2 separate regions of the Mus musculus genome follow, and region 1 is linked to region 2. The links are chromatin loops, found by intact Hi-C in ENCODE. Cell type or tissue: left cerebral cortex. All regions are shown on one strand. Each heading gives the region's core, and the rest is flanking DNA. Links, peaks and the distances in the headings are about the cores only. Region 1 overlaps Hsf2bp (heat shock transcription factor 2 binding protein). Region 2 overlaps Hsf2bp (heat shock transcription factor 2 binding protein).

The links. A loop is a pair of places that touch in the nucleus more often than their neighbours do. Peaks named below come from ENCODE experiments on the same cell type or tissue, not always from the same donor. Only the 100,000 strongest peaks of a DNase experiment are listed, where the experiment ranks them.
Region 1: it touches region 2 in a loop (2.1-fold over the local background); 1 of 42 quality-filtered maps calls a loop at or near these places.

The regions. Positions count from the first base shown.
Region 1 is chr17:31,964,938-31,970,320 of GRCm38, forward strand. The region is part of intron 7 of Hsf2bp (heat shock transcription factor 2 binding protein); the gene reads right to left. Among named protein-coding and RNA genes, the nearest start is that of Gm30571, 55 kb to the left of the region's middle. In left cerebral cortex, for the core only: no CTCF peak of the experiment used is centred there; DNase peaks (open chromatin) are centred at 2,528 and 4,074.
Region 2 is chr17:32,015,093-32,020,475 of GRCm38, forward strand. The region is part of intron 3 of Hsf2bp (heat shock transcription factor 2 binding protein); the gene reads right to left. Among named protein-coding and RNA genes, the nearest start is that of Hsf2bp, 17 kb to the right of the region's middle. In left cerebral cortex, for the core only: no CTCF peak of the experiment used is centred there; DNase peaks (open chromatin) are centred at 3,244 and 3,599.

The sequences.
Region 1 (5,383 bases), core at 217-5,216, 50 kb before region 2:
GAAAGACAGATTCAGAGACCCACAGCCAAGCTCAGGGAGTCTTGTGAAAGAGTGAGGGGTAAGGTAGAAGGATGGAAAGAGCCAGAGGGGTCAAAGACACCACAGGAAGACCTACAGAGTCAACAAACCTGGACCCTTGGGGGTTCACAGACTGAACCACCAACCTTTCAAGGAGCATGCAGGGGTTCAACCTAGCCTCCCCCCTCCCCACATTTGTAGTAGATGTGCAGTTTGGTCTTCATGTGAGTCTCCTAACAACTGGAGTGGGGGTGGGGAGTGGGGTGGGAGGGGCCTTTCTCTGACTCTGTTGCCTTCCTTTGGATCCCTATCCCCTAGCTGGGCTGCCTTGTCTGATCTCAGTAGGAGAGAATGCACTTAGTCCTGCTGTGACTTGATGTGCCAGGGCAGGCTGGTACCCATGGTACTTCTGAGGAGAAGGAAAGGGAGTAATGGGGGGAGGGTGTTGTGAGGGTACACCTTGGAGGAGAAGAGGGAGGGGGGCTGTGATCAGGATGTAAAGTGAATACATATATAAATTAATTCACTGTATGAGCAATACTCAGAGTAAGGCTCATTTACCCTGTAAGTAAAAGGCCCCTTTTATGTGAATAAGGCAACTACAATACAAATATAAAGAAACTGCAGGAGGAACAAAATAACTAGGTGTTGGACCCAGCACAGGCCCCCAAATAGCAGTGCTGCTGACAATGTCCTCAATGACACAGTCTGCCTCAGCTCAGGCTGGACTCTGACCAGGTCAACAGAAGGATCGCTGTGGGCAAACAAAAGCCTAAACTCCACATTCCTCAGAACCCTTGTAAAGTTGCTTTCTGTTTGTTGGGAAAAGCCATCACTTCCCTTACCCACCCCTTACAGCCAACTGCCTCTGGCAGGAGCATCTAGTTCCTGATTAACTCAGTCAGACAAACCTGTAACAGATTAAAGTCCCTTGGTACTTTCCAGGCTATTCTGGCCCACATCAGACCTCCCCTTGCTCTAACTTGCAGGCTGTTCTGGCTTACATGCTTCCCTCCCTCACTGCTAGCTGTCTCCTTAAAACTAACAAGACTTCTCCCAGCGTTTTGGCTGTTCTACCCCCTACTTTGAGACAGCCTGGAAGTTAGATTCCCCACTAAACCTTTCCTTCTACTTGTGGAGTGGTCTAGGTAGAGTGGTCAGCCTACTGGTGGTTCCACTGCACCCTCGCTGACACTGGGCATGCTAGAAAGAGCTTTGTGGACCCCTGGAAAGGATAAGACTGGAGTCATGAGATAAATACAGCCAAGGGTACAGCCAATAGGGATAACCTCATGATGACTCCATAAGAGCTCAGTCACTGTGACAATAGTTGAAGGGAGGGAAACTATCATAGACCATGTATATAGAAGAGTAATACAGAACTCAGTCCCAGTCACAGAAACCTGGCACTTAGAGACAGGTGAGGCAATATGATGAAGGATCACCAAACAAAGGGGACATGCTAGGACTGTCTCACACAGAGGGGACATGCTAGGACTGACTGTCTTAAAAGGGTCTATAGGACCCCTGCCTTTAGAGGCCTTGCTCCCTCCCAGAACTCATGTGGGAATCTAAATGCCATTCGTGAGTTGTTAGTAGTGTTAAAGTGTAAATAATATACTAATTGCTTTTAGTGGTAAGGCCTTTGGGAATTAATTCAATCATTAGTGACTGAACCCTGGTAGCTTCGTAAAAGTAGATAAAGACACACATAGACCTGAGTTGTCTATTACAACAGGATGCAGCACAGGTGTTCCTTACCAGAACATTAACAGAGCTGTTAAGGCATTGACCCTCAAACCCATGAACCAAAATAAGCATTTTCAAAATTTACAAATTAACCTGCCTTGGGTATTTCAGTGTAGTGACAGGTTAATACAATGGTTTTAAAGCAGCCACCATGAGAGTTCCTCAATGAACAAAGGTGTAAAGTCTTAAAAATGATCCTAGCAAATAAAGAGAAAGTATACTTAGTAACAAAGCAAGCTAGAACTGAAAATACAATAACTGAGACAAAGTGGTTACTAGAGAGAGAATTAAAGGGCGAGGTGAAGAAAATCTGTGAGGGCCAGAAGAACGCCTCAGTGAGTAGAGTGTTAGCCAGGCAGGCCCAGCCATTCAGGTGTGACCCCAGAACCCACATAAAAAAGCTGCCTGTGCTAGTTCACATCAGCATGGTGGCAATGTGTTCCTATGCACACAAGCACAGAAAAACAAAGAAATGAAAGATGAGTGGAGGAAAAGACAGGAAAATGGAATGAAGCAATGTGAGCTAGCAAGAGAAAGATGACATTAAAACCCCAAGGGAACTGGTAAGACACAATGTTCACAGCTCTGTAGAATGAGAGCAAAATGAGGAAGGCTGGAAACAGCTGGGAAACACTGACAGAGCATGTACCTGATTAAGCCAAAAAACAGGGTGCCAAAACACTGAAACACGCACTATGATCCAGAACATACCCAAACCTTGGGAGTCTATGCTGAACATAAGAGAAGTGACTCCTAAATAGTGGGCTTCTCAGAGGAAATGATGCTGCACTTCCCACACATTGAACAAAAGAGAACTGTCATTTTAGAGACCTGTTTCCAAGGGAACAGTCTTTTAATGTGAAGGGAAACTCTAGTCATGCTCAAGTGAGGGAAATGACTAGATAACACAAAGACTTGTGTAGGCACACTCCAGCAGCATGGGTCACAGCTTATGACCCAAGTGCACATCGGACGACGAATGCACACATGCTGGGCATCCATACTGTAAACATAAAGTGCTGACCCATGTTATAACAAGGATAAACTTTGAAAATGTTGATGGAATGACATCATGGGAAATGGTAAGATGCTCTAATGAGGGTTAACAAGCAGGCAGTAAATTACACCAGGGATAACTTCTGGACTGTGTAATTCACTAATGTGTGTAACACTAGTGTGACAGCTAATCTTAGTTGTCAGTTTGACTACATCTGAAATCAACTAAAACCCAACTTTCTAGGCATGCCTGTGAGGGATTTTCTTGTTCAGACTAAAGTGGGAAGACCACCCTAAATCCAGGTCACACCTTTTACTGGCAGCCCACATAAAAGGACATGAAGATTGAAGCTATTGCTTTTGTCTACTTGCCCCCATTCTTGATGGCAAGTTCATCTACCCTGTTGTTGTAGCTGGTATTAAATCCAACTTCTTCAGGAGCCCAGTGTAGACTTAGGGGCTGTCCAGGTTCCCTCCCAGACTCCAGCACCAGATTAGATCTGCAAAGACATCCAGTCTCGTGGATGGGAGAACTTCTAGATTCTTGGCCTTTCTTTCCATCATGAGGCAGCCTTTGTTGGACTATCCAGACCACAGCTTGTAAGCCAATTTAGTAAAACACACACACACACACACACACACACACACACACACACACACACACACACACACACACAGAGCTAGCTCTAGTGAGCCCTGACTAATATAACTAGTCTTAAAAGTTTTCTATAAATATGAGCAATGAAACAGGAATGAAGTGTTGGGTAGAAAAGAAATCTTGGACAAGAGAAAGGGAAGGTGTGCTGTAATGAGAAGGGAAAGGCCAGCAAAGGTTTACTGGAGCTAGTGAGAGTCGACATACATGAATGAACATGGATTAGTAGTGTGTACAATGTGAACTCTGATGGCTAAGAACAGTTTTCTTGTGTTGTATCACTGAAGCAAAATTAGAAATTACAGATGATGACTACTTTCTGACACTCAATTCCACCCCATCAAGTTCCCTCATGCCCTTTCCTTCGGTCAGCCAACCTATAAGCAACTAAAGTTCTAATCTGCTCTGGGGCTGAGTTTTAGCTGCTCTTGAAAACTGTGTACATGAAACTATCCCGTGTTAATTGGTTTCTATAGTTATGAACAAATTGCTGAGAACTTGACTTAGAAGAGTCATTTAGTTTGCATGCAGATTCAAAGGTTTCAGTCCATAACCCTTGGCTGTTGCCTCTGGGCTTCTGGTGAAGCAGAGAATCATAGTCCCAGAGCACATGGCAGCAGTTGCTCACTGCACAGCAGACAGAAAGCAGTGAAGAAAAATACCACTGCCAAGAACACACTCTCAGTGACCACTTCCTCCATCTGGGTCCCACCCCCTGAAGTTTCTGGAAGCTCCCAAAACAGGCTGCCACTTCTCCACTGTGTTTTAAAGACTGAGTTTTTCAGAATGGCATTTCACATGTTATGATTCTGCCCTTGGCACCCAAAAAGGTTCATGCCCACCACAACACAAAATAACTGCAGTCCATCGCTAAGAACCACTGTGGTCTTAACAGTGCTAATGCTGTTCAGAAGGATAAGCTCAACATCCTCTGGACTCAAGGCAAACTCACAGCGCATTCCCATAATGCAATAGGACCGAATGAACATTCCTATTCCAGATGAGGAGGAAGGCTGAACAGAAAGGAAGGAGTGACCAAAGACTGAAATCAGGAAGGAAAATGTTAAGTCCTGCAGCTTCCATGTCTATCATCAGGAGCAAGTGATGATGGATGTGAGCCTCAGAAATCTTGGGGAGCCACACCCCTATGGCCCTGTCACTCACAGCCTACATGGCTCACCTCATTACCTGCAGCTTTCCTTCACACCGGTTTCACTCGCTGGCATCTCTAACTTCTTCAAGTCTCCACTTCATGTTTGGCTTCACCCCATCCTCTATGAGCTTCCTGTCAGGGTTTCACCTGTGCTACATATTACCTGGTCTCCCAGGTTTTCCTGTGAATTGAGTGAAGCCCATAACTCTTGCATTCTGCATGTCTGAAAGGCCAGCATCAGGTGGATGACATCAAGGTCTGCCACTGGCTCAAGCAGTGAACAACCATGTCCCTGTGACCCACAGCTAGCTGTAGCAGCCTCTGAGAGCCTGCAGAGCTGAGGGGAAACACTGTCCTAGGTGATGAGACCCCAGAAGGGTGACTCAGAGGCGCTGTCTTCTGGAAGGAAAGTCTCAAATGAATTCACTTTTTTATGCCTTTGAGCCTGCCACAGCTGGGATGAAGATGCCCCTATCACATCATTCCTATTGTCCTTGTGAAATGGAACTTTTTGGAGGGCAATAATCTGTAACAGTCTTTACTTTGGTTCCAACTTTAAATTTGCTTCTCTGGTCAAATGCTTTCCAAGTCCTCTCAGTCTCTCTTTTACTCCTAACTCTCATTGTCAATGTCACAAAGAGCAGCCAGCAAGGCTCTTGCCACAACCTGGCCCTGTAAACTCCACTTACCCTAAGTCTTAGGGCATGGGCAGAGCACAGACAAATCCCATATCACAGGGAACATAAATGGCCTTGGGTCCAATCCCAAGCACAGTCTTCATTCCCCCTGGAAGCCTCAGAGCACAGGGCTCT
Region 2 (5,383 bases), core at 229-5,228:
AAATTCTAAGACTCTAAACTATGTGTTTCTCATGTCTCAGACTCTAACCTGTTAATGTCAAGTGTCCTCCAAAATGCCCTGTCCTGGGGTCAGCCCTTTCCCCCCAGCTCTGTTACTGGGGTAAAGAAAAACAGCAAGTAGCTAAGGGGATTAAAAAACATTGTGTCCTTGAGAACAGCCAGAAGGTGAAGCCTTTCCAACAGAGATTATTATTGTTGACCCACGGTCTAATATGTCTGCAGTGGGAGCTGGATGGCGAGCCTCCCAACCAGTAGTACTAGTTAGCTGCTTCTTCCCCGGTCCGGTTCCTCTGAGAGCTGAAGCCTCCACTGGCTGATGTTCCCTTTGTCTGCTCTCCATCAGGCTACACCAGTCATGTTTGATGATGTTATCTATTACTTGCTATTTGTTCTTTCCCTTTTGGTTGCTCCATACCCAATAAACCCATTTATCTGAAACTGCAAGTACAGAACTTTCAAATATATCACAACAAGACCCTGATCCATTAAAGTAAGGTAACCCTCAATCTTCCAACTTCAACCAGGCATGGCAGTACACATGTAGTCCTCACACTCAGCAGTCAAAGGGCAGAACCGAGGAAGCAAGATTCTGTCAAGGGGTGAAGGAGGGAGGCCACAGGTTGAGAAAAACTGCATCCAAAATCTATCAGGCCTGCCACACACGCCTTAGAGGTTCCAGATCCACTGACTCAGCCAACAGAGGCCTGAAGCTACCCTAGCAGACATTTTTGTAGGTGCTACCAGTTAAACTCTGTACCTCACACTCACACAGCCAGCTCTTTACCCAATAAGCCATCTCCCCAGCCCGATCGGGTACAGTAACAATTATACAGCATTTACATTGAATTAGAAAGCACAAATAACGTAATTAAGGCATTTATGTGTGGGCTGCATGCAAATACTGAACTTGTTCACAGAAGGGTCCTGAACACCCTAGGCCTATCCACAAGAGGTCCTGGAACTGATTCCCCAAGATACTGAGGGACAACTGTACCTGAAAGAGGACAAACAATCCAATCAAACATGGAAGAAGTGTTGGGTTCTATGAATACTACAGTGTGCAGTGGGAGAAAAACATCATTAGTCTTCCTCGGTTGCAACCCCTGAAGCTACAGTAATGACTAGCCTGGCAAGATAGACCCACTAAGCTGGGCAGTGATGGTGCGCACCTTTATTACTAGCACTCAGGAGGCAGAAGCAGGTGGGTTTCTGAGTTCGAAGCCAGCCCGGTCTACAAAGTGAGTTCTAGGACAGCCAGGGCTATACAGAGAAACCCTGTCTCGAAAAACCAAAAAAAAAAAAAAAAAAAAATAGACCCACTAGTGTATGATGGCATAAATGCAATGGAGGAAACCACCTGCCCCTAAATTCTTATCTTTTTTTTTCCCAGTTTGTTTGAAAGGGACTGCTTTCCCTCATTGTCTGTCATGTACAAACTAGTGTCTGTAGCTGTGGCAGCAGGAGTGACCTGCCGCCAGCCCTGCCCAGGCTATCTGAAGCACACTCCCTCCCACTGCACACTTACTGACGATTACAGCCATTCTTTTCAATGTCTGTGACTCCTTCCTAAAGCCAAAGCTTCTGTTGGACTGTATGGCACGCCCTGGGCATGAGGTGGGCAGGGCATCGAGGCTGCGTGCGCAGGCCGCCTCCCTCCGTGGGGCCTCAGAAGCAGGTTATTCTAACTAGCAATAGTGGTATAGTGCTGAATAAGCTATTAATGATGGAAGTTAATGACACTTTGTACAGTTCCCATATAGTCTATTCACTGAGTGATCTTTTTACATTTGGATCGGGCCTGAACCCATCCATTCAGAAAGCTTCAAATTATAGAAACAACAGTGCCCTATACGAGTGACCGATAATGCTTTCTTTGGCTACATTCTTTATTCTGCGGTAACATTGAGGCTTATAAATCAAAAGGAACTAACTTGCTGTCCTCCGGTTTATACAGAACTCACAGTATCTATGACTTTTTAAAACTATGACCTGTTAAAATGAATCTGTTTGCACAGATGCCCATATACAATGCCATGTGCTGAGAATGGTTTCAGACTTATTAAATTCAAGCTTATTTAAAAAAAAAAAAGTTACACTGCTCTTACAGATAGCCTGGGTCCCATTCGTATATAACAACAGCAATGACAACAACAACAACAACAAACTATAACTCAAGTTCCAGAGACTCTGACACTTTCTTCTGGACTCCAGAGACTCCTGCACACACATGATGCACATAAACTTACACAGGCACATACACACACAAATATAAACTTTTTCAAGTTTCTTGAGTCACTGAATGTTTCCGACAGCTTCCTTTTTAGCATGCTAGAATTAGCAACTCTTTCCTAATAAATTAAAAATAGTAAAGTAAAATATCAACAGAAAACTGGCAAGTCTCTACCCTGGCTGATTTGCTACTGGGGAAAGGTACCTGCCGTGAGATAGAAGTGCATGGAGCCAACCATGCTGGGCAATGCCCTTCATTCCAGCACTTGGAGGCTGGCTGAGACGGGAAAATCAAAAGTTCAATGCCAGCCCAAGCTACAAAGAGGAGAAGGCAACTCAGGCTCCAGAGCAAGACCCCATCTCAAAACAAGATAAGATAAGATAGGACAGGACAGGGACAGGGACAGGGACAGGGACAGAGACAGGGACAGGGAGACAGGGACAGGGAGACAGGGACAGGGAGACAGGGACAGGGAGACAGGGACAGGGAGACAGGGACAGGGAGACAGGGACAGGGAGACAGGGAGACAGGGACAGGGAGGCAGGGACAGGGAGGCAGGGACAGGGAGGCAGGGACAGGGAGGCAGGGACAGGGAGACAGGGACAGGACAGGGACAGGACAGGACAGGGACAGGACAGGGACAGGACAGGACAGGACAGGAGAGGAGAGGAGAGGAGAGGAGAGGAGAGGAGAGGAGAGGAGAGGAGAGGAGGAAGCACAGCTGCAGCTGCCTTTCAGTAAATGGAGTAATGGAGTGGCCAGGGTCTCGAACACTGAAAGTATTGCTGTTGTCATAGTATGCTGATACGTTGACCTTATTGGAGATGAAGGGATGTTTTAGCTTTGACTCTTTCTCTATTTCCAGTTAAGTTGAACAGTTCACTGGTTGAACAGGGATAAGCAAGCTGGCTATAATAAGGCCACTTGTCTCCTGCAGCTGTCTTTTCTGTAGCACTGTCTGTGGTCCCTGCCCAGGCCTGTACAGATCATGAGGCAGGACTGGAAGCTTATTTTAGAGCTGAGAAACCAGGAAAGAATCCAGCAACTAGGAGACTGAATTAGATTACTGCCAGTAAGTACTTCAGTATGGGTAAAAATCATTATGAAAAGACAGAAATGACTGAATCCACTATGTAAGAAAAGTGTGGCATCTAAAAGGCAAGTGTGCTGTGCAAGTGGCAATTCCTGTGCCCTGGGGGGTGGGGGGTGAGATCTCTTACGCAGGGGCTTTGCTAAAGCTGTAGTGAAGTTGGTTCCACTCCTTCAATGCAGTAACTTAGTTGGACCACTGGAAGAAGAGAGTTGGGACTGGACACCTGCTCTTGGAGTGCAGAGGCTGGCCGGGGAGGAGACCTGGCAACAGCAAAAGCTCTCAGAGCTGTGGTACAGGCACAGCTGTTGCGGTGTTTGTTTTTGAAACAGGCAGATCTCGGAGTCACTATGTAACAGAGGATGATCTTGGATTTCTGACCTTCCTGCCTCCAACTCCCAAGGGTGAGGTGTACACCACCATGCCCATTCTATACAGTGCTACAGGTCAGACCCAAGGCCTCATTCACCACCCCGCTGTAGGGGGACATGCCTGCTCACAGTGTGTCCCCCCACAAGCCTTTCAGCACTGAGCTGGTGTGTTGTTAGTCTTTCATCATTGACGAATGCCTGACAGAACAATGTAAAAGGACAAAAAAAATGTCTTTTCCATCCCAGTTTCAGGGTGTCAGTCCACAGTCAATCCGTTCCACAGCTGTAGTCAGGAAAGGACAAGACATCAGAGCAGAGTTGCTCACCGCATGGACACCAGCAAGCAGAGAGAGAGAATGGTCCCGTGCTCACTCTTTCTTGCCCTTTTAGTCTATCTGGGTTCTCAGCCTACTCTATGACACAAGCAGGATTCAGAGTAGCCGTTCCCCACTTAATCATCATTAGAAATACCCCACAAGCACAGCAGAAATGCACCTCACAAATGTCCTCAGTATTTTTCAGTCCAAGTTGACAATCAAGATTAACTGTCACAAGAACACCCTCTGTCAACCTGACACTCAAACACACCTCCTAAAACCATACCTAATTCCTGAAGATAGCAACAAGGCCATAATTAATAACACGTAACAAAACCATCCTATGTATACCCCAAAGTACTTTAGTTTGCTTCTCCAACGCCTCAATAGTTCTAGCACTGCTCAATAGGGCAAGTACGACATTTCCTGAGACTCCAGACCAACTCTCACCCATGAGCCCCTATAAGGCCAAAAAGAAAGTTTTGCATATCTCAAGTATACAGCGGAAATAAGACCTTCATTCCAAAAGGGACACAAGGAAAGGAGCGAGGAGACCAAAGCAAGCTGGGAATCAGCATGGCAAATGTAAGCTCTTACGGTTCCATGGCTGAGAGGCTCAGTGGTGTTATCTGGGTGCCAAGAGGCTGGAGGAGCCCATCCCCTACCAGGCTGACCATGCTCACTGTCTAGAGCTTTCCTTGGCAGACAGTCTGAACTTGTATCATCTTCAGCATCCTAGGCCTCTGCTCCATGTCACACCCACTGTTCTCCCAAGAACTACCTTGTACTCTTACCTCTGTCACATATCATCCAGACTCTCCAACATTCCTTGAAATCTGAGTAGAAGCCTCTATGAGCTGACTTGCATACACAACATCAGATGGAGGACAGCAAGGTCTACCACTAGCTTAAGCTGTAGTTAGGCCTCAGAGAAGACAAATTCATTGACTGCTCTAGTCCAGATCTCATCTCAACACTCCTAAGCATAGTCTTTACTTCTGTGTGTCTATAGTCATTCTGGTCTTCTGACTTCCTCCACCAGGATCATCCATAAGTTCTGCTCACAGTATTTTAACCTGTGCTGGACTGTGAGTATCTGGGTAACTGAGTAAGGTTGGAAGAATCCAAGTAGGGCATGACTATATTACAGCTGAGTAGATCAGTTCTTGCCTAACATGCACAAGGACCAAGGTTTGATCTCGAGAGCACGCTATGTAGACCAAGCTGGCTTCAAACTCACAGAAATCCTCCTGCCTCTGCCTCCTGGGTGCTGGGATTAACACCAGGTTGTACTCTCGTTTGCAGAATGAGTCTGCTCTCATTCTGCCCTAAAGGCACCTTTTCTATTGTCCAGG